Linked DNA regions of Mus musculus: regions 2 and 3 are each linked to region 1. A link is a loop called in an ENCODE intact Hi-C map of the cell type or tissue named here. Cell type or tissue: left cerebral cortex. All regions are shown on one strand.

What was found. Peaks named below come from ENCODE experiments on the same cell type or tissue, not always from the same donor. Only the 100,000 strongest peaks of a DNase experiment are listed, where the experiment ranks them.
Region 2: a loop joins it to region 1, with 2.7 times the contacts of the local background. A loop is called at or near these places in 23 of 42 quality-filtered maps.
Region 3: it touches region 1 in a loop (4-fold over the local background); 22 of 42 quality-filtered maps call a loop at or near these places.

The regions. Positions count from the first base shown.
Region 1 is chr13:30,889,894-30,897,893 of GRCm38, forward strand. All of the region lies in intron 11 of Exoc2 (exocyst complex component 2), which reads right to left. Among named protein-coding and RNA genes, the nearest start is that of Hus1b, 54 kb to the right of the region's middle. In left cerebral cortex, no CTCF peak of the experiment used is centred here; a DNase peak (open chromatin) is centred at 4,335.
Region 2 is chr13:30,982,522-30,990,521 of GRCm38, forward strand. No RefSeq gene overlaps it. Among named protein-coding and RNA genes, the nearest start is that of Exoc2, 12 kb to the left of the region's middle. In left cerebral cortex, no CTCF peak of the experiment used is centred here; DNase peaks (open chromatin) are centred at 3,093, 3,635 and 3,842; H3K4me3 peaks cover 1,515 bases; H3K27ac peaks cover 2,729 bases.
Region 3 is chr13:31,614,051-31,622,050 of GRCm38, forward strand. No RefSeq gene overlaps it. Among named protein-coding and RNA genes, the nearest start is that of Foxf2, 7.8 kb to the right of the region's middle. In left cerebral cortex, a CTCF peak has its summit at 4,659 (motif pointing left); DNase peaks (open chromatin) are centred at 1,286, 1,440, 4,411 and 4,663; H3K4me3 peaks cover 1,210 bases; H3K27ac peaks cover 2,138 bases.

The sequences.
Region 1 (8,000 bases):
CAACACTGGGGATAAGGACCGGCTCCACTGTACTTTTGATTTACATCTGCAGCCCACGGGGAACTTGGAAAACTTGACTGTCAATTATGAGGCGACTGCATTTACTAAGTATCTCCACACTAGGAACAGCAGCAGGGATTCATATGAAGAGAAAGCCCATGGCTCTCCGTAGAGGCTTACTATGTTGAAAATTGGAGCTACAAAGATGAATGCTTTCCAACTATGAAACCCTCCTAGCTGTAAAATTATTATTTTATGACTGGGAGGGAGTTTTGATCTGAAGTTTTGCATCATTTGTATGAACAAAGTGGAAAGCATGCATTTTGATTAGCAGTTGTTATTTGATTGGAGGTATAAAGTTTACCACTTCACATTGAACATGAATCGCAACTACGCCTTGAATGAATGAATGAATGAATGAATGACTCATAAGACTGAAACCCCCTTCACTACGGCTCTGTGGAAGCGATCTGCCGCATAACTACCATGCGGATGGCTCTGGAAAGGTCAAGCAGGCACAGAACCCTGCAGCACAGAGAGAGCTTCCCTCTGAAAGTCCATGCAGGACGGGAGACAAGACCACCCAGTTCTAGGAGTAAAGTCTCACGTCTAGCCGCATCCTTCAGTTGCCACAGCCAGTATCAACTGATAATTTGACCACATGTCTAAGACCCTGTACGATACCTACCATTAAACCCATACACAATCAAAAGTTGGTATCTTATTTTTCCAGTTAAATTTTCTATAACCTCAAGAAGCAACATTCTTTATAAGTTTCTTCTAATGTGAAGTATGCAGAACAAATTAAAACAAACATTAAATCTGGAAATTATTTTTGAAAGAACATAAAACAGAACAGAAATCTTGTTTTACTAAGAGAAAAACCAGTTGGAAGTTTGGTTTAGAAGTAGTGGATGTGTTCCTAGGGTCACTAAAGGCAACCAGTCCTGGTCATGTCATCATTTGTCACCATTTGCTATAAATTTGAAACATTTCTGATTCCTACAAACTGTGAAATTTCCATTAGATAAAAGGGCTTCAGCTTTTAATTGTTTCAGAAAGAGCACTTGTGAAGCTCACAAACATAACGCGTGAACCTGAAACAGCTTCAAATAGCAATAGGACGTCTAGGAGATTCTATAAAAAGGAAAGGAAACTTTAGCATGTGTCATATACCTTGATTATCATGTATCTCATTTTTAAAAGCAAGGATTTTCCTTTTTTAAAATGCAAATATTTGTTAACCGTTCGTTGTTTAGCAGGCTCCATCCATAAAGCCTACAGCTGCGCAGCCAGGGGATACCTTCACTGTGTCTCCATGCCTCCCATAGCAAGTTTCTCACAGTCTACAATAGTGGGGGTTGAGGGGGACGACACTGATCCACAGCCCCAGATTCAGGAGGGCAGCCTACTTCCTTGCCACCCTTAAACACCTTTGAACACACTTTCCTGTGCACAGCGGGTCCTTGTCCTGCTCTGCAGCCCGACCACCCACTGTTGCTTGTTGACCAAACATGTAGGCCCAGGAGCCTCCAGGCAGAGGCAGAGTAGGATTCCTTTCAAGCACTACACAGAGGAATTTCAATGCCAAGGCTGCGGTGGGGGTGGGGGTATCAAGGCAGAATTACAAATTCCTCATGAATTAGACCTGTGTCAACAGATAAAAATGCTCTTTGATCTTCGGAATCTATATATTAGAAGCTCCAACAGAGCAGTTTCCTCAATTTCAAGGGAATAATTTAATCCAAATTAACCCAAAGGACTTAGTCACCATGCAGTTTGCCTCACTCACATTTGAGCTTCCCAATTTTGGTTCTAGACCACATTTCTGGTGTGTACTTCAACATCAAAACAACAGTTTAAAAAAGGAAATAAATTTTGAATACAAAATTAACGATGTGAACTTTCAAGATGCTAGAACAGCCAACTGGCCAGTGAAATAGTTTGTAATAAAGTAGGTATAGGAGTAACCAAAAAGGGTAACCTCTGCTTTTGAGGAAACTTTCTATATTATGCAAGTCAGAGTTATAAAAATCAGATAATACAGAATAAGACTACTTGCAAATGTCAACGTTTTACTGTTGCCTTGCACATGTTCTAAACTGGGTGTACCCGACATTTAGTGTTAAACCTTAATTTCTACTAGGAAGAAAGGACAGGATTAGTTAGGCACCAAGTGGAAGTGGCTCTCACTGCAAGAAGTCTTCAAGCTGTACAGTAAGCCACAGAGAATCAGCTGCAGGGGGCAACCCAAAGAAGAGCTCCTGTGACAAAGCCTTGGTGATCTATCTGTGTAAAACAAAAAGGTGAACAGGTCTCCTGATGAGAGAACAAGATCCGGTTCTTCCCAGTGGCACACACAACAGTTCCTACTCTACTGTGCAGACCCGAAACTCCACTGAAAAGGCACACCTAATTCATAAAGCCTTAACCACTTTTTAAAAAGTGCCTAAGTTACTGGTGAAAATTATTGGTCTTTATTTTCACTTGAAAGGTAAAATTCTCATTCTGCTCGTTAGTTTTCTGTCAACTTGACACAAGTCAAAAAGTTATCTGGGAAGAACTTTAATTGAGACAATGCCTCCATCACCCTGGCCTGTAGGAAGTCTGTGGAACATTTTCTTGATTAATGGTTCACATGGGAGGGCCTGTGGGGGCCGATGGGCTTGGCTTATATAAGAAACTAAGCTGAGCAAGACAGTAAACAGCATTCCTCCAGGGCTTCTGCTTTCGTTCTGCCTCCATAGTTCCTGACTGCCCCTGCTGAGTTCCTGCCTGACTTCTAAACGATGGACTATAATTCATCAGTTGAAATGAAGCCTTCCTTCTACCTGCAATCAGCTTTGGTCAGTGTTTTATCACAGCAACAGAAAAGTAAACTAAAACAGTCATTAAATTTTTTTATATATATATACACACACACACACACATACAAACATATATATACATACATACATACATACATATATATATGTGTGTGTGTGTGTATTTCAAAATCTACAATCAATCGTGTTTTTAAAAACTGTTAATTGTATTCTGGCAAATACAACCGTTTATATACACTTATGCTACTTTCAGACATAGGAACAATTTCTAATGTGGGCACTCTGAATCCAATTCATGATGTTCTTTCTTCCTGCTTCTGAAAACCCAAACACACACACACACACACACACACACACACAAAGAGAGAGGAGAATAGAAATCCTTGCCCTCCCTTGGTTGGGGAGAAGAATGCTGCTTTGGGCTCAGCACTTGTCCTGTGCTTCCCTCTCCTACATCCACTTTATCCTGTGCAGCCCCGTAGAGCTCCCAGACTTACAACAGGTACCAAATCCTACCAAACATTCCCTCTTCTAAAGCCAATTTAAAACACACTGTTATTACAGCATGTGAAAGAACAACTGTCCGGGTGAAGGACTCCCTCCAAGGAGTCTGCAACTAGACACTTCCACACTGCCCAGCGGTTATGTGCCCAATACCAGAGGACTTAGCTGTAGGAAAAAGATGCAGACCAACCTGAATCGACCTGCACTTGCTACAGTAGTGTCTTCTCTTTCCTTCTCCTTCTAAGGGCTATCATTCAGGGCGTGTTATAGCAAACACTGAGAGTCACTCACTCAGCCTCAGTGTTTCAGTCTCCAGGAAATGAACTCCATAATGAACCCTTCCTAATGTACAAACCACACTATAACTTTAAAGTAAAAGTTATAATTTTTAAAAAGTATTTAATATGTGAATAACTTATGTCTACTGTCTTAACTATGGAAATATTTTTTTTGTAATTCTAAAGAAAATTCAGTGACGCCAACAGTTTCCTAATGAGGAGTACAATTTACTCTAATACATGGAAACTACACTACTCTTCCATTAGGAAAACATCAGAATTGTACTAGCAACCTACTTATTTAAAATGCTTATGGAGAAAATGTGTACATAAAGATAACTGCTATATTTAGATAAAGATCAACAAAAGCAGAGCTCATTTGTAGACACCGACTACTGAATGAGCGTCAGCTGAAAAGGAAGCCCTCTGTAACTTAAAGTTTGTGGACAAATATCTTTCGTTTTATCAGTGAGTATTTAACAATCTACTAGATGTTTGAAATCATTAAAAACATCTTATTTTGTTGGCTGGTTGGTTTACAGTGCATCAAACCCAAAGGATTGTGCATGCAGAGCTGTGAGGCACTTTGAGCAGCTCACTGCCTGCAGCCCACTCACCACTGTGAACAGAGAAAAAGCCAGTCAGGTGTGACGTGTCCCCTCCAAGTCTTCAAAGACAACCTGAGCCATGTGCGAATGTTTCTTCCTTCTGTTGTGTGTCTATTTTTAAGAACTCATTGCTTACATAAGTTTGGCTCCTCTTCTAAATGCCCCTCACTGAGCTCTGATTCTAGGAAGTCCTTGTGGAAGCCCTAACTAGAGCACAGATCCAAAGATGCGAGACTGAGCTGACGGCCTTTCCCCCAGTTTACCAGACAGCCAGCTGCTCAGGGAGTTAAACTCAAGCCATTTTAGGAACAAAGAAGACGACACCTTTGAAGGCCACCTTTCAAAGTCCTGTTTGAGAGTCCCAGCAGGGGGTTAACCAAAGGCTTTTCCTGCCAGGAAACCTTAAGACATACTCTCATTTTGGACCTATTTCATAGGAATTCCTAGAGACCAATCCTCAGGCGGTGGAAAAAGTTTAACTTGTGCAATGGTTCAGAGTATTGGGTGGTGTGCACCCAGGGCACCAGAAACAGCATGGTCACTCAGTTCAGGCTAAAAAGAACACAATACTCAAATCCTGCATCTGTATTTAAACCTTCAAAATCAGGTCTTATAACATACATAAATCATGAGATTTAAAAAAACTAAAAATGCTTATGTTTTTCAACATAAACACTGCTTTTCTCTCCTGACACTTTTCCTCAATGTAAAAAGATCCCAAAGGTCATATCTGAGCTTCAGGGTCAGGACCCAGGGACCAGGGAGGGAATCTGGGAATGCCAGCTCTCTGAGGAAGGTAGTGAGCCCTCCCATTGAATCATTTCATGAGCAGCATCTGCCAGGGTGACTGTACACTAATAATGTAACAACTGAAGTCCAAAGGAGGCCCTCCCAGTCCTCGATACAGATCATGTGTATAAAGGACATTTTTTTAAAAAAAGACACCAAGAATTCTTCCCCTGCTTTTAATATTTATAGCCTATCCATTTAAACTGGATTTTATTTCACAAACTGTCTCAGTTCTTAGCCTCTGTTTTGTCTGGGTTTAAACAACTGCATTCATTTCTCTTCTCCAGAGTTAGTAGTCTAAGTGCAGTGACTAGAATAAATAGAAAGCCTTCAGATTCACTGTTTTTAGATTGAAAGGACAGCCAGCTTTCATTGTGAGATGAGGTCCTGAGACTACCTTCTGAGCACCATGGCACCTTGACAACAGAGTTCTAGATGAAATGCAGGCACCATCATTTCAGAGCACACACACCACCTCTAAACAGCATCTGACAGCTGGAATATAGACACCTTCTGACATGCAGGACCTACAACAGACAGCTACAATCAAGACCACCAAGCTTGCGCCAGGCAGTCCGGCACTCTGTCTCTGAACACAGGGGTCGGTCAAATCAAGCCACAAGCACCATCAGGTAGGCTGATGGCAATGATCCTTTCCATCCCTGCCACCCATGAGTCCTGAAGCTCTAGAGGGAAAGCTAGAGGTATCCTGCTCAGATGCAACCATAATTTCTGGGCCCCTTCTAGCAGTCACCTTCATCTTCTCAGTGTCAACTCAGATCACATTCTTAAGCGGAGGATAACAGTTCAATGGATTACTACTTAGTATCGTACAACCTTTCCTTTATAAAATCCACCTATGACAGAAAATGAGCATCAAAACACAGAGAAAGTAGACTTGGCTCATCTGGCTTGGGAAGTCTCAGTACAGATCTTCCTAAGTAGCCTGGGACCAGCCTGCCTTCCTGGCAGAGAAATCCCAGTCTGATGGAGCACTTGCCACAACAGAGCAGCGCAGGCACATGTGGACTGGTGTGCTGTGATTCACAGGCCTGGAGAGAACAGGATGGTGCAACCAGAAAAGGATCTGGACAGGCATTCCTTCCCATGATCAGTGTGTACCGAGAAGGTACATCTGCCAGTCGTTGCTGTGACACCTCCTCACAAAGGAAATCCAACATGTCACATTAGGAACGTATGACTGATGGAGGACCCACACACTTAGTGGATCTTCTTCCACTCTGCCTTACATTGTAATACTTAAGAAAATTGTGAGTGTCTGCTACAAGTTCATCAACAACTATAGATTACATGAAAGAACAACTGTTTATTCCCTGTAAACTTACACTTAAGGCATGTGTTTTAGCTGAAGACTGCCCCTCACACACAGACCTGTACACCATCATTGCATTGCCTGCCAAACTGTGTGTTAAAGGGGAGCAAATCCAATGCCTGCCAAACTGTGTGTTAAAGGGGAGCAAATCCAATGGCATATACTCATATAATTCTGACATGAAAGCATCCTTCTGCAAAAAGGGTTAAAGCAAATGCATTTCCCCTAGTAACCGGCTCTTCTGTGATAGGATACAAACTGCACGTGTACTGGGCACATCTGCCAATTCATCTACAGAAGTATCAGTTAAAAAGTGATGGTAGCATTGCTTCCTGGCTTTTGGTTAGGATCAAGTATAAAAGGCGATTGTATAAACACCTAGGAAGGACTCTAGATAAAGTTAAAATGAGCTTGAAATTTAACAGGTATTTGTTATTCATAAGTTATTAAGATTAGGCATAGTAGTATATGCCTACAATTCCAGGACTCAGAAAACTGAGACCAGAGGACCACTGCAAGTTCTAGGCCAGCCTGGGCTTCATAAAAAATCCTGACTCAAAGCAAACAAACAAACAAACAAACAAACAAGACACCTCCAAATAAAAATAAAATATATTGATATTTCAAGTATTCATATTGGTACTTCGATTTAAAATTTTTAAATAATATTTGCCTCTAAAAATGCACAGATAATTATGTGGTCAACTTCAAATACATAGGATGAGGGAGAGGGAAGTAACAGGTGAAGGACTAGCTAACAACTGATTAAACTAAGCTAGGTATATGAGAAATTGTGTATGCATACATATATGGGGGTATCAATGTGTGTGTGTGTGTGTCTTTGAGAATATGCTTCGTGACTAGGGCATGTGTAAGGCCCCAAATTCAGTCCCCAGCACTGTGTGTATACATGTACATGCATGTGGTTTTCTAAAATGAAATAATAAAACTGCTTCTTCAAAAGATCACATCAATCTTTTAATTAAATGTTATATGTTAAAATTATTTACATTCAGCACTAATGAGACTTGAGGTTATTAATAATAAAAAGAAAAAAAAAAAGACATAAAAGTCGAAAGGGAGATGGTTAGGGATACTAGGAGAAATTGGAGGAAGATAATATTGGTTAAATGTGACCTTTTAAAGAATAAAAACTAATGTTTAAAAATTATTTAAATAATTCATATTAACATTTATTAGTAACAAAACAAAGGTAAAGTTAAGCCTAGTCAGAAGACTAAAGGAAAAATTAAATTCAACAATAACCTATGTAAATTTGCATAATGAGTTTAGGAAATTACATGGTATTGCCATGAAATCTGCAGAGTGGTTCAAAGAGCTGTAAGGTACTGTGTTTTACTTTCAATTAAGAAAAACAGCCTACTAAATAAACTAGGTAAAGCTTGTAACTAACATCCTCTCAATTAATGCGGAAGCTCTACACAAATTTACAGGAAAAAACCAAGAGGAATCTGATTACATGTAATGCTGTTTCACTTTCTCTTTTGAAATGCTCATCTTAAGTACATTCATACATGCATACATAGGAATACATAGCATGAAGTTGAAAAGAGGGGCTGGGCATGAAGCCAGGTGAAAGAACACTTGTCTCGGACACACAAGCGCCATGCTCCCAATCCTAGTACGGAGTAAAATCAAGATT
Region 2 (8,000 bases), 93 kb after region 1:
TATCTACATACATTTATACATATGTATGTACATATACAAAGTCATACATACGCAGGATCACACACCAAACAAACACACATTTGCTCAAAAAGATAAAAAATTTAAAAAGAACTTGGAAGTAGAAGCTCCTACAAAAAGCTCAATGGGTAAACAGAGGCAAACTCCACTGGAAATGGGCCTAGGTGTGGATGTCAAGAGCTGTGGGGTCTCAGGACCTTTAGGGTGTTTAGATTCTCTTTTATTTAACCACGTTGTAGCCTACTTTGCATCCTTCTGCCATAATTTCAATATTTATTCCCTAGAGTTTTGGGGCCTCCAGCACAACCCCATGTGAAAAGAGTCTTGACAGTGGGTTCCAACTTTCTTTTTAATTAACTCCATTTCTAATTAACATATTTCATTTTGTGGCTCATCTCAAGGTTCTTTGCCTTCGACATCTGTTCAGATCAGAGGAATATGTAACTAGAGAATTGTGTTTGGGAAGGTTTGGGCTTCCTGACCACAGCGTTAGCTTCGATCCGAAAGTGAGTTGACAGCTTGCATTGGCCAGTCTGTAGGCCCACAGGCCGGTTGCTCTCTTAACTTTAGTGCCTCTTGCTGCCTCTCTTATGAGAAAAGGGTTCTGAAGGAACCCTGGTTTATTCTGCCTCATGCTTGGGATAAACTAATCCGAATCAGGTGAGTTATGAGTTGTTTACAGTTGGAAGTCAGATGTAGAAAGCTGACTCAGAGATCCAACAATTGTACAATCCAACACTCTACAGATGGGCCAGTGTTCTAAGTCATTTAGTTTTAAGAGAGAACTAATCGGAGAGGGTGGCTCATACCTAGGCTCTTCTGTCGTTTGTTTCACGGCACCGGTTAGGAGCCCTGCCTGTTCCAGGCACACTGCAGATGATGGTCTGCCCTCTGTCCTGTAAGCCCTCCTTACATTTGCAGGAGACACAGTTTTGAAATTCTAGGAATTAATTTCTTTTGGACAGTGTGTAAATTCATCTGTGGGTTAAGTCTGCAAATTGTAAAATACACCGTGAAGCAACACATCTCTGTTAAAATGAAATGACAGCTCTGGGCCCCACCCTGGAGAGGGTAAGTCACAAAAGGTGCTTCTGTTTTTATTCATACTCTGAAATACATTTCTTTAAAAAAAACATTTTAGATTTATTATTTGACACCGAGAGAACCCCCTCAGACATTCTAAAATTTATTGATCACAGGAAAGTAGATGTGATTAATAGGAAATACTAAAAAGAAATTAATTTTATTTTAGGGTATTTTTAAAAATAGTAAACACTGTAAAAAGTCCAATTTATTCAGACTTATTTACAACAGCCTAGGCTTCTAAATACACCATAACCTTAGAGCTATTTATTTTATAAAATACAATATGATATAATAATATAGTCAGGCCAAAGCTTAGCATACTACTGCAAGAGAGAGGGAAAAAACCAATAATTATAATAATAATAACTTAGAAATTAAAAAGAAAGAAAGGTGCTGCATTTGCCACGGTGTGGTTTACTTTTTAAATTAAACACATTCACTTTTACACAATGAATGAGTTTTTCCTAGCCATTTGCTAAAAGGGGGAGAATTTAATGATTTTATTCTTCACTAGATTGGCTATTCTGAATAGCCATTTAAGATTAAATATATACATTTCCTGTGCCGCATGCTAATTCTACTTTGAAAGTGTTTACCTTAAAGAAATAATAAACTCATTTTCCTTTATTTTTTTTTATTGAATTTAATACACCTTTTAAGCAGGTTAGCCTCCTAGCAGGTTATAGTCTATGAAAAGCCATGTAAACAAAAGGTATTGTGATTATTATATGTAGGGCACATCTTAGATAATGAGTTTCAAATTTATAACCAATATTGTGTGAAAAATGATTGTCATTCAGCCTGTATATGTATAGTCAAAGAAAGAACAGTTTGCTAGGCAATATTTGCATAACCACGATCCCCCACCCCAAATGAACTTCTTTAACTATGAGAGAAAAAATAGGAGGTAAGGAAAACAAGGTTCACCCTCAGCCCAAAAGAAGAAAAAAGAAAAGTTTATACTGAAAGTAGATCCTATTTATGGATTACAGTAAGCCTTTTCACTCCAGAATCCAAATATCTTTATATTTTCATTTATTTCTATCTAAAGGCATGATTTTTGACAGCTTAAGGCTATTTCTATAAGAAATAACTCATTTCATAACACTTTTATTAAAATGTGCAGATGAAGTTTTTTTTTTAATCTCTCATAAAAAGAGCCAACATTTTTCAAGAAGTTACTTTTAGTTCCCCAAGAGACCCTTGCTTCGTATAATGATCGTATTTTGTCCTTTTTGAGGTGAATCCACAGGCACTGTAAACCTGTCAATTACCTGGTAGCAGAAACCAAGTCAAGGGATGGAACCTCCGGAGGTTAAGAAAGGGACCTAGATCCAGTTTACTTAGAACACACAGTGGGACCTGATTTGCCCTTCCGTAAGCTCTCCTTTGAAGAGTCGAATTAAAGAAGTTCTCTCCAGTAACCAAATCTATTAAATATATAGAGATCACCCAGCCACTCTGAAATTCTCTTTTAATAGATATATGCAAAATGTTTAAAGTTTACCCTCTCTCCATAGTTTTAATTTAGCAGTAACCAAAGATGCGCATCCACAGGATGAAATCGAAAGTCATCTGTGAAGTCTAAATTCTCTAAGCTACATGTGTAAATTTAATTTTGCCAAAATTGTGTTTTTATACAATTCCACTGAGACATTTTGACTGTCCCGCAATACACAATCCACACAATGGTAGGTTATTAGAACAACGTGGTTTGGCAGCTCGAGAAAATTAAAAAGTTTTGCCGTTAGCTTTTGTGTCCCTGAGTAAAAACGCTTGGAGAATGTGTGTAGTGCCATGACTTGTACCAACCTCAGCGGGACAGGATGCTGAAATAAGCCCTGCTTCTTAATATTAAACGGATAGAAATCAGGGCCCGTGCGTTTTATGAAGAGCTGTTAAGTGGTGGCAGCTCCTTCTTTGGCTGGCGTTTGGCAGGGCTACGAGCCTGTCACCGAGTCCCCAGGCGGAGAGGAATCCGTGCGGACCGAGTGAGGGCTCTGCAGTCTCCGGGAACAGCTGAAGCCAGACTAACGCAGAGCCAGTCTCCTGCGCCTACAGCTGACTCGGCACTGGCTTTTCTTCTTTTGCTGTAGTTGAAACTGAACCGCTTGCACTGCTGAGAAAATGCCATGAAAATATAACCCGCCGCATTCCAGGAAAATAAATAAGCAAGGCCACCCAAATTTTCAATTAGTGCCGCAGCCGCATGCAGGAAATGGCATGCGATCCGTCCAAGGCGCCCTAGGCCGTGGAGGGGCAGTGGGGACAGGAGAGGGTGGGAGGCTGTGACAGTGCCTTTCACCCTAGCCCACACTTCTTGGCTTGCTGGGAAGAAGCGCTGAACTTCCTATATCCTAGCATAAACTAGGGCCAGCCAGGCCTGTGTGAGTCGCCCGAAACGGAAACAGAGCAACGTTCCCGGGCAGTTGATAAAAATTGTAAAAGAGCTTTTGATTTCAGGTGTCAGACTTTAAATCTGGTTGTTTCTTCCCGCCTGGCTACTGCTTACCCAAATGCTGCAGGCAGCCTGGGAGGCCACTGTTTTTAGACTGCAGGGTGCAGGACTGTTGCTGCGCTCAGGGTCTGCCAGACTTCTGCAGTCAGCAGGGGATGGAATGGTATCTGACATCCCTGCGAAAATGAGAAGTCAGCTTTGGAAACTCCTTTCCTTGGTGGCATTTGTCTGAAGTGTTCAAATCTCTGCTTTGAAGGCCTGGATTCTTCCCAGGCCCTCCAGGGTTTTGCTTCTGTATCCGGCCCTGCTTTCTGTTTCACTTCACCACCCTTTGCAATTTTCCAGCTCACCGTGCTGAAGTTGGTCAGGAGAGGATGGCTTTTCAGTGGCGTGGTGCTCCTTCCTCCACAAGACAGCTATTTTATTTTATTTTTTTTGAATGAATCCTACCAGTTATGTGGGGATAATGGTTTTAAAACCTATAACTAGACTAACGAACGTTTTTTGATCTTCATCCTTAGGGAATTGATAAACAAAAAGCAAATCGACACCGTCTGGCATTTTTTGCTGTTTTTGTTTTTTCCTTTAAATCAAGAAATGAACTAATTGAGTCCCACTTGCGGTTAAGGAAAATCTGCTAGGAATCTCATACCCGTTATTGTGTGGGGCAGACAAGAAGCACCCAGAATAAGCCCTACTTCAGCTGAGCGTCAAGTATGACATTCACGTTGTACATTGTACTCGTGTGACTTTCGATGCTGTGAATCTGTGGTAATAGCGGGAAAGCCTTTAAAATGGTATGTGTCTCCTCACGCAGACTGCATGAGAACAAACCCTCCCTGTGCATTTCTTCTTAACTGGCTTCTTTTAGTTCATAACATTTTCTTGGCAAATCAACTGCTTTGTTGGGTCAGAAGGGCGACCATTTCCTTTTTGCAGTAAAATTCAGAATTTCATCTTTGTACAACGCAGCAGCGCTTCCTCTCATTGAATTCTAGTGGTTTTTAAGTTGGTTCTTTACAAAATAAGGAAGGGGGCGTGGAGCCTTCCCCATTTACATAGTTTCATTTCCAAACATGCGTGCCTTTAGATGTAGCAGGTTGTAGAGTCTGGAGCCACCGGCAGACCAAGATTAGTATCCTGCAGTGAGCCAGGAGCTCGGCCACTAAGCTCTGTGAGACAGTCTGCCAGGGGCAGCCTCCTTAGCCTTGGCTCTCTGGCCTGCCTCCCTCACTGCCTCTCTTTATGTGTCCTGTTGTCTCCGTGTCCTTCACTGTCACATTACATCATCGAAACGATTTCTAGGAAGTTATCTAACAAATAAGCACCAGGTGTACACTTTATCCATAGGATTTAACTTATTTATCCAGCAAATGGCTCTAAGCACCATGCTCGGTGAGCTCTCAGAAATATAGAAACTACACTAGCACATCTCATATGAATAACAACACCACACACACACACACACACACACACACACACACACACACTCAACTCCAAGTAACCATGAGGCAAAAGTTTGGTCTCCATGTCAGAGCTGGAAGAGACCTTGATACCTGTAAACCAAATCTTTGATTATACATGAGAAAGTTAAGGCTGAGAGTAACAAGTTGATATGATCTGCTGGTTCACCTAGCATCCTTTCTGGATGACATCACTATCCAAATCTTCCACTTATATCACAGTGGGTAAACTTGCTCAAATGTATCCTCTCCAGGAGTCTTCTCCCTCTGAGAGAATTACACCACCATTCTACTCAGAACAGCTGATCTGTGGCTTATTTCAACAACAGAATAGGAACAGAAATGGCCTGGTCCATATGTCATCATATCCTCTCTGTCAGGACACCCGGTGACCCAGAGAAAGGCTGCTTTTTCTGCCTAGCTAGGCTCTGTGATCAAGAGCACATGAGATGAAGTCAGGAAGCGAAGGATGAAACTTGAATGAGCAAGAAGTTGCTGCTATAAGCCCCTGGGATTTTATAGTGGTCATTGCAGCAGGACACAGCTCAGCAGATGGGTCCATCACTGTCTTGCTGAATGGCAGCAGTTACTTACTCTTCTGTAAATTTTAACTGAGGCGAAGTCATGATGGACAAAGTGCCCTTTAGGACTATTTTTATTTTTGCGGTGTTGAGGATAAACTCAGGTCCTTGCATATATGAAACAAGCAAGATATTACTGAGCTATAGTGATTCTAGGTTTTTATACTATGTTCTCGAGGGGAGTTTGTGGAAAGGAGGTTTTGACTGCTGTGTTCTGGTGCCTTAGGATGGTCTGGTTTCTAGAAGGTGAGCCCAGGTGGCCAGAAGCCCAACTGGAAGGCTGTGAATTCCTCTGCCCAGAAAACACGCCTTGAAGTGCTTTTATTTGACAGAATTTTAGCAGAATTGGCTGCCTAAGAGGGAAAGATTCTCCAGAAAGAATGGAAGGGAGATAGGCTTTCTCTCTTGGGACATTCTTGGATCTTAGGAAATGGTCCTTTGCAGTAATAAGTGGTGATGGGAGACATTGTCTGGAAAGGCTCTGACAGTAGTCAAGGAATTAACTCAATGCTAGAAGCATTGTTTGGTATGTGCAAGGCCCTGGGTTCAGTCCCCAGTGCTACTTTTAAAAAGCCCTAAAAATGGCTTGCAGTTCCTTTCATTCTTATTGCTCCTTCCAGGAGCATGTGCCCTTTAATAAAGAACAAAACTGTAACCCAAAGAACTTAACTATTATGTATGCAATTACACTTACTAGATTAGGCCAAGTGTCTTTTTGTGTTTTCCAGGCAGGGGCAAGCAGGTCTGAGTTGCCTGCAAGTGTCTCCTGTTGGATTTCAGCAACAGAGTTGCTGGTGTATTGGAACTGGTCACAGGTTCAGATAGTTCCTCAGCGTCTATGTGTGTTCTCAACCCTGAGCACAAGACAGCCAAGGGCAGAGTAACCTACCAAGTTCCTCACACAAACAAGCCCGTACCCAATACCTATTGAAGAGTAAATTAATAATATCTTCAGATTTCCCTGCTCTTCATGTTTAGAAAATGTGACCATTTTATATCATGAAAGGATTATGATTATATTTTTTTTATTTTAACAGGCAGCAAAGAGTTAGAATTCTTGCCAAAATTTGCCCAACAAAAATGAGAGCCTTTACTGACAAACAAGTCAGATTCCTCTTTTTATAGTAATAGCTCTCAGCTTTGGACTGTGCATCTTCCAGTCGTGCATGTAACCAAATGTGCCATTCAGAATCCACTGATGGATAAATAGTTCAACAATTGGATAAAAACAGTGGATCATATGGAATTGCTTCATAAACCGCAGCTTATTTTAGCCCCATGCTCTACAATGATATTTATAACAATTTGCATTTTATCTTTCTTTCCCATGGGCATCTTTGGAAGCTCAGCAATCATACACGATGAACTTATACACTGGGGCAATCCTCTACTGGAGGAGCCTGTTCCTCAGAGTAGTTCTCTCTACAAGGAATTCACCAGCATCCTGATAACATGGAAACACCTCACTCAGGATGATACATCTGGGTAGCCCAATATAATGATGTTAAGAGATAAACTGATTTACTAGCTTAAATATAGCCAAAATAGAGTGTGAACAACCAAGCAATAGACATTGTGTACAGCAGGTATCTGTCGCTCTCATCACTCACTAAAGGCAGCACTGACATGCCCAGCAAACGGGTTGGGGAACCCCCGATGATATACTGGTTTATTCTGCTGTGCCAGCATCTCTCTGGGCAGATGAACAGTACCAGTTTGTTGTGCCGAACCAACGTAACACATTCTACTCGCTGGCATGGTGGGGTTTGATTCAGCGCAGCCTCCTCGTGTGTTTGCTTCCTGTTTTTCCCATGGTAAATGAGTCTCTGCCATGCTCTCTCTCCAGTGTGGTCATCACTGCTGCTTTCCATTATTGCTGTATTTGGCAAATGAAGGTATCTGCTGCCCCTTCTGTGCACAAGGCAGAGGGCTCAGTGCTAATTGTCCAGAGGCCGGGGGGAGGTGGGGGGCATCCGGCACTTTCTTTTTTCCTTCCACGTCTGGATATCCTCCCACCTACCACCCTCCTGATGAAACACACACCAAACCATAACCTATTTAGAGGTTGTGGCACTTGGCCATCTTCAATATAGCCGTCCACTCTGAATTTAAATTTGTCACCATTCTCCTTAGAGGGAATGAGAGGGAAAATGAATTTAATTTAGTATAAAAAATAAACATTTCTGGGTGCTGGAAACGTCTGCGGTGTTTTAAGAGCTGTTATCATTAATCAGTCAGGCATGTTTACCCAGCCCCAGGATTGCTTATGCAACGGAACCGCAGGCCCCGGCCCTTCAGTGAGCAATGGCCACCAGCATCCGCGGCAAAAAAGTATGTTCATAGCAATCACAGCGCTCCTGACTGCTCAGACATGTGGCCTCTTTCAGAGTGTGC
Region 3 (8,000 bases), 720 kb after region 1:
TGTTTTGTGGGGGAGGGGGTCGAGAACTAACTCTGTAGACCAAGCTGGCCTCGAACTCAGAAATCTGCCTGCTTCTGCTCCCAAGTGCCGGGATTAAAGGCATGCGCAACCACTGCCCGGCCGTTCCGATTCTTAACGTACTTTGAATCCAAAGACTGGAAAAGGGGTGGGTGACTATCTGTCTTTAAAGCCTTGCCTGAACAGTGAAGACTTTAGCCTCCATCCTCAAGAGGAAACCCAAGCTTGCACAGCCAGCTAAAAAATGGAGGAAAGGAGCGGAGATAAAGAAAGGCGATCCCAAGCAAGGGTTTATGTGGATGGTTTATGTAAGTGGCTATTAAAGGGAAAGGTGTTTATATATGTAAAATATGCATATGGGAGGAAGTCCCTGTGATAGGTTAAGCCTCCCTGGGAAGAATCCAGCGGTTGGCCTACCGCAGAGAAGGCTGCAAACCTGGGGGAAAAGGGGGTGGGGGCGGGGCTAGAGGGCTTACAAGGCCATTCAAACCTCAGCTACCAGTCCTAGGCTCTTTAGCCTTTCTTTCAAAACAAAACCAAAAAATATAAATAAATAAATAAATGAAAAAATAAAACAAACAAACAAACAAAAACCTTCTGGTAGGCACTGCCTGTTCGGAATCAAGAGGTATCGACCCCTTCCCCTCCTCCACTGTCCCTGGACTGGGCAGCGCCAGCTGAGGTTCCCTTCTGGCACCTAGTGAGTCCTGTGACCGCCCCAGAAGCTTGTCTCAAAGGGGGCCACCACCCTTCTCAGCGCCGACGTGCAGCCGCTCCCTCTCCAGCAAGGCCAAGGAGCAGCGGTTTACTGTAGGTCTCGTCCCCGCTGTGCTGGGCAGCCACAGATCCAAGCCTGGGAGGAAAGGCTGGCAGAGAGGGAACTACCGTCCATTTCTACCTTTTAGGTTGTAGCCTTTGATGACCCTTGAAATTTCGATCCCGCTGCGTCCAACAAGGTCACTCTCCTATGAAGAGTGTCTCTTATCCATCGCCATCTGTAGCCACAAGTATGTGGACATTGAGCAGGAGGCTCCTGTCTCAAAGGACACAGGACCGCTGCGGGCCACCAGGTCCCTTGTCCAAAAACTGGCCCAGCTGCGCACCTGCTTCAGCTCAGCGCCTGCCGGCCTTAGCTTCCTGTGCAAGTCTACTTCTTACATCCTAAAACAAAGTGAAGGCACCAGCAGCAGAGTCCAGTTCTCCCCCAAGCACTGCGGGCTTCGAGGCTTCGGGGCTTCGGGGCTTGGAGGTTTCGGCGCTTCCGGGCTTCGGGGAATCCGCGCGTGGAAAGCCGCGGCCACGGAAATCTGCCCGGATTGGGAGGAATCTGCTCCCTGGGTTTCAGGGCCGACCTTCACCCCTTCACCGAGCACTGCCCACCGGCCGTGGGTGGAAGGAAGGGCTCAGCTTGCACGAATTCGTTGAAAGATTTCACAATAACCCTATCAATACATATAGAAAAAATAACTCTCTATATATAGTTACCTAAGTATCTATAGTTATAAGTACCTGTTTACCTGTACCGTAAGTCCACAATGCTGCAGATCCCAGAGACTAGTAGCCTAGGGGTAAGGTGGGTGGGTAGGGGTGCTAACAGAAGTCTTTTTATATCCAGGCTGGGGCTGGAGACCCATTCGCCAGATTGCTTATAGCGGGGAAACTTCTGCCTTGCACAAATTCAAGAGACTGTTTTGCAAGTGTCTGAAGCCAGCCAGCAACCCCGCAGGGTTCCTGGAGGGTCTCCCACTCCTGAAGCATTCGTTGTAGGCTTTTTCTTTCCGCCATGCTTTCGTGCTTTCCGGAATGGAACACTCAAGCAAAGGACTTTTATAATACAGGCCGGCTGTTCGTGGCTCCTCCCGCGTGAGCCATCCCAGGACCCTCAGACCAGACCAAGATAGGGCAAGAGCCAGCACAACCCAAATTGGAGCACACTTCTCTGGCCCAGGAATTTTTGCTTTGGAGCTTGCAACCTTCTGTTGTCTTATTTCAACCCGCACAGTTGACACACCCACCATCAATCCCGCACCACCACGTTCTCCCCTATCCCACGTGAGTGCACATGCACACTCCAGGGCACCGTCTTGTTGAACAATGCTAGGACACATCACCTGTGTGAGGGCGCGAATCTCTCCCCAGGTGCAATGAACGAGGTAAATCCTTCCTAGGGCTTCCTGATCCTACACAGAATAATATCCATCTTTCCTTTCCATTTTTGATCTGGGCAATTGGAGTCCCAGCCATAGCCTAGAAACTTCATTCTTGAAGGAGCCGACCACTGCCCCCGCCCCCTGCGCCCGCCGCCTGCAGCGCCACCAGGCCAGGCTAGAAGTGGGCTTAAGCACACCGATTTGCACGAGAGAAGTTACTTAGAGTGCTGAGGGGGAACAATCCCATGTGGAATGAAACAGGGTGACTTAAAATAAACAGAACTTTTACTCGCTTGGGCCAAAAGTAACAAGATGGCTGTGTGTATCTTTTTACACCATTGATTCTATTTTTACAGTCACCATGGGAGAGTGTATGGTCATTATCTCTTAATTTTTAGTATTTATATTTTACGGAAAAAGATGTAAAAACAGAAGTTCGAGCATACTTAGCAACGGATCTGAAATCACTATGACCAAGTGTAATTTGGCAAGCTGTAAATTTAGGGCTACCTATCACCATTCTGGAGTGATCTATCCTATCAGCTAAGATTTCATTGAACATGAAAGAGCAGAACATGTGCCCTCAAGGACACAGAAAAAAATGAGTAAATCAACAAATATTTAATAAATGTACATAGAGTCTTGACATTAGTCAAGAGGTCAAGGAGCAAGGCTAATAAACGTCTTTGCCAGCATCTGCAGCTCTCCCTAGCCCCCCTGGCCAATCAGACATTCTCCTGCAGGCACTTTCAAACTATGAGAAAAGCTCTTCCCACAAATAGCCCCTGCCTAGAAATGTATTTTAAAATGCTGTACAAGGATGATCTCATACATACATACATACTTACATACATACATACATCACATACTTGCACACACACACACACACACACACAGAGAGAGAGAGAGAGAGAGAGAGAGAGAGAGAGAGAGAGAGAGATGTGTTCTCTAGAACTGATATGGGCTGTGCTAAAGAAAGCAATGTAGAGTTGACTCTGGTGACGAGGGAGGGAGGATCGTGATGGTAAGCACACACTGGACTTTCAAGGAAGAAAGCTGGCAGAGCAAAGCCAAAACTTGGGCTTAAAGTCCCTCTGGGGGAGAGGGGAGCATCACATTGGAAAATTCTGTTGGTGAAAAATATGCAGAGCACTTGTCCTGCCCTGATTCTGAGTGTCCTGTTGGTGGTGGTGGTAGTTGGGGGCGGGGGGGGGGGGAGTTGCTTGTTTATCCAAAAAATGAAAGACTTGGGGGTGTTAAGGGGAGGAAAAATGTGCATTTTCAAAAACATGACTTCTAGAGGTGCTTAAAATATTTCAGCCAGAAATGAAAATTGAGGAAATAATTAAGGCAATCGAGATAATAAACTTGATACTTGGTTGTCAGGAGAGTGGGAGAGAGGGAGACTCTGCATATTCCCTATCACTGTACTGTGAATCTCTTCGCAATATCAAATACAAAATACCAAAGTAAAACTTCACAAAAGGATTTACTGTTTGCACCAATAACTTATTTGCACTCATTTTAAGGGATTTTCTCTTTTCCTTTCCTTTCTTTTCTTTTCTTTTCTTTTTTTTTCTTTTTTTTTTTCTTTTCTTTCCTTTCCTTTCCTTTCCTTTCCTTTCCTTTCCTTTCCTTTCCTTTCCTTTCCTTTCCTTTCCTTTCCTTTCCAGCCAGTAGGATGCTTGGGTGTGTCTGGTTCAACCCCAGCCTGCTGCCAGAGCCTACTCCCACCTGCCTGGAGCGTCCACTTTAGGTCCAGCCTGTCCCTCAAGGACCCTTCAGGTTTCGTTTCACTTTGCAGGATTTCACCAGGACAATTTTAAGAAGCCACATAGGCTTTCCTCTGTCTAGAAGAATGAGAACAAAAGCAACCCCTAGTATTGCCGTCACTGAAGACAACGGGAGACCAGATGGCTGAGGTCCAGAAAAAAAAAGAAAAATAGGCCGTTTGTAGAAAATCGCTGCGGAACCCCGACACAACAAGCCTGGGGGTTGGTTGGTGTATTCTTGGTTGGTTGGTTCCCTTATTTGTTTTCGGTTCACTCATTTGTTTACAGGACCAGAGTAAAGCTCCAGGAGCTCCCTATGTAATTGAAAACTAAGGCATAATGCCCTTAACTCCTACCCGCTCCGCCTCTACCACCACCACCGCTCATACCGCCTTTGAAAACCAAAAACTAAAGGAACTGACCGACCTCTTCACCTGGACCTAGCTCTTTTTCCTTTGAAAATGGAACTGGAGAATGTGCCTCTAAGGGGGACCAACCGAGGACGAGGACGTGATAAGCCAGTATTTGAAGGCATCTATCCACCTAGCGCAACACTAATAGACCTCAACCAGTTGCAAGGGGGTTGGGGGGAGGGTGCTGCCCACCCCCACCCCCACCCGGCTCCAGCGCCCGCAGGTGAAACCAAGCCTTTGGGGGGTGGACCGCTGCAGGCTGCCCCAGGGGCTGCCATTTCCAAGAGCCTGGCGCCACCCAGCGGACACAAGAGGAACACTGGGCGCGTCTCAGTTCCCCCAAGTCGCCAGAGCAGACACAAAAGCAAACTGACACTCCAAAAATCCACAACCAGGCTTTGCAGCTCGCTCCCTCTCAAGCAGCAAAGACTTTGCGAGCAAACCCCACAAGTATGTCATCCTAGACATACTATCTTCTTTGAACCTCGGGAAGCAAAGTGTGTCCTCCCAAAAACACAAACCAAGAAGTATTCAAAGTTGACATTACTCAGAGCGAGGATGTAGGTTGGCAGGCGCAAGGCAGAGTCCTGGAAAAGGTGGGAAAGAGGACGAGGGGGTCCGTAAATCATTTGGAGGGATTTTTGGCCCTGGTCCTTGTTTCTGAAAGCGTTCCGAGCGTCTCTGACGCTGGTTACATAGTTACTCTCTTTTCAAGCGCACGCCCACTGCAGACTTTCTGGTGTCCAAGGATTGTGTTTGAAAGGGAGGAAGCATTCTTGAAGTGGTGGGTGACAGATTGTCTAAACCCTTCTAAGATATTCTGCACGGGAGATTTTTGAGGCAGCTCAGCCATGAAGATCCCCTGGAGGAAAGGGGTAAGCGAAGAGCGCCCACACGCAGCCCAATCTCGAGCCAGACCCACACAAGAATATTGGAGTTAGGCTGAGACTGTCGGGAGGGGGAATGCCCAGGACAGATGGGAACCTCTGTCCTGTATCCATGAACCCCACTCTTTCAGGCTCACCTCATAGGTGCACGTGGAGGGGGGAGGACTTGGTGGGGAGAGGAGACTCCCAACACCCCAGCTTCAGGAGAGAGAAGAGAAGGGGTATGGAGTTGTGGAACACACCCTCAACCCACCTTCTTTCGGGTCTTGCTGGTTTCTCTGCCACTTTTGCTGGCTGTGGTTTGCCTTACTGTTGAGCTGTTTTCTAATCCCAGTGGAAACCCTAACAGAACTAGAAAGTGTTCCTACGAGGCGAACAGGCTTAAGGTTGACTAAACCCATGCCAACACGTGAGTTTGGCAGGCTGATAGCCCAGTTATCAGCTGCACAAGGTTGACTAAACCCATGCCAACACGTGAGTTTGGCAGGCTGATAGCCCTGTTATCAGCTGCACAGTCTCCTCGCTGACTCTGGGTGAGCAGCAGCAGCCTTAGGAATGCCCAAGGAGTATTCTCGGCCTGATGTGGGGTCTTCCGGAGTCCTCCTGGAACTACTGAAACCCGAGGCCATGAGGCACCAGGAGCCCCCTCCTGGAAGGGTTAGGTGCACACCCTGTGTGGACTGGAAAATTGGGGGCTAGCTGGGTGGTGAAAGGGGCTGCTCAGGCCCTGCTCTCCGGGACTTCTTTTTTTTCCCCAGCACCCCCTGGGCCAGCCCCGTAAGCCAATCGCCCTCTAAGACTCCAGGGACCAAGGGGCAAGCTGAAGGGGTCCAAGGCCGGGTAAGAGTGGCAAATGGGGAGGGAGACTCCGCAAGAAGCAGCACTTCAGAGGCGGCGTCTGGGCGCCCCGAGGTCCCTAGTCGGCCTCTGGGCGCCTAGCACGTTTTATTTATCCCTACAGAGGATGCTGGAGGACAAAAGAAATATTTGGACGTCAGAACTGATTTATATTTTTGGAAGAGCTACGTTTCCTTTTCTGAAGAGAGGCGAGCGCGCCCCATATCCTGCGCTCGGCGGGAGGACTGCAGCGAGTCTTGATGCGCCAGGAAGTTCATCTGCGCGGAGTCGCGGGGCCCAGCGCCCCGCCGAGATCGCTGCCCTCCTAGATATTTATTTATTTATTTGGGGGGGAAGGGAAGGCAGAGGGCGAGGAGACCCTGCCAAACTAGAGAAGAAAACCCGGCCACTGGGTTGGGACCTCCAGGGCGCTTCCGTGAAAGCCTGCCCGCAGCCAGCCGACTTTCCCGCTCCATCGGGGAGGTCTGGGGCCAGCCTTGCAGCCTCTGGGTGTTGGTGGGTGTTTTCTGTAGCATCCCTGTGTGCATGCCCAGTGCCCTCCTGGAGTGACCTCTTCGGGCTCTGCAGAGCTTCCCCGTGTGAGCCCGAGTGGCAAGCCACCCTAGCCACCTCCAAGGTGGAAGAAAGGAGGGGGTTGAGAAAACTCAAAGAGGGAGAGAGAGGGTAGGGAGAGAGGTAGGTGGGAAGGGAGGGGTGTGCATGCGAATTCCCAAGAGAAAAGATAACCAGGGACAGGCAAGGTGGCCACTCCTGAGTGTACTGTGCTGTCTGCTATAGTGTCAAGGCCATGAGGCCACCAGACTCCCACAGGTTTCTAGATAATCTCAAAGCCCCAAAGCCAGCAGATATTTTCCCCCAGCTGTACAAGAGGCCTCTCAGAATCAACGTGCCTAGGGGGCATCTGCACTCACACTCTCTTCCCAGATACGAAGTGCAGGTCTCCCAACTTCTTCATCTTCCTTTGAGGGGGACCCTGGCCTGTGCCCTTGGCACCGCCATCCCTAAACATAGCAGGCTGTAGAAACCTAAATGGCACTTGTTCCTTCCTGCAGGGGTGGGGTGAGAGTGGGTACTGTGGGGACAGGTTCCTCGTGGAACTCTCATTATGGCCATCTAGAAATGGATAGAAAGAGGCCTAGGAGTTTTTGTTGTTGTTGTGTTGTTTTGTTTTGAAAGGAGGGGAGGTCTGGTAGATTAGCCCTTTGTCCTCCCACTCCAAGCACCTCTATGACCTGGCCAACTGGGTCACACAGAGTCTTGCCTATAGCCAGACCTCCTGAGCTGTGGCACTGATCTTTGAGGAGGGTGGCTTTAAGAGTCCTGCCCTGAACACATGCACTTGGAGTGCTGATGGATGAATGCAAATAAAATCTGGCTCTTGCCTCTCTCACTAGGCATATATAGAAGTATAGAAGGAGTATAGAAGTTCTTGGCCAAGGAAAGAGAGCAGACTGTAAAACGAGGTTTAAAATTATTAGCTATGCCTTCCAGATTAAGTTCCTCTCTCCAATCCCTGCTGGTGGAGCAATCACCTACGGCCACAAAGCTCAACGTTGCCACTGACCAATTCTGAAAGGTCTGGCCTGTGGTAGCAGCAGGCAAAGACTACCCAAGGAAACCCAAACCCTGTGCCACAAGCAATTATTGAAAGGCATCGTGGGCGCTCAAAAACCTAAGCACGGATCTAAACACGTGGTTAAAATGATGAGTTCTTCCGACCCAGGCTCAGGCTAAAGGAAGAGAAAGGTACAGAGCATGCCAGCTCACCCAAGACCCGTCCTGAATACCCTTAAATACGCCTAGTGTAGATGGGTCTCTGCCATCCTTACTGGTTTAGTCTAAGCCAGTTCATGTAAAACCCACGAAACAAAGGAAGCATGCTAAGAAAAGATTTAAACCACA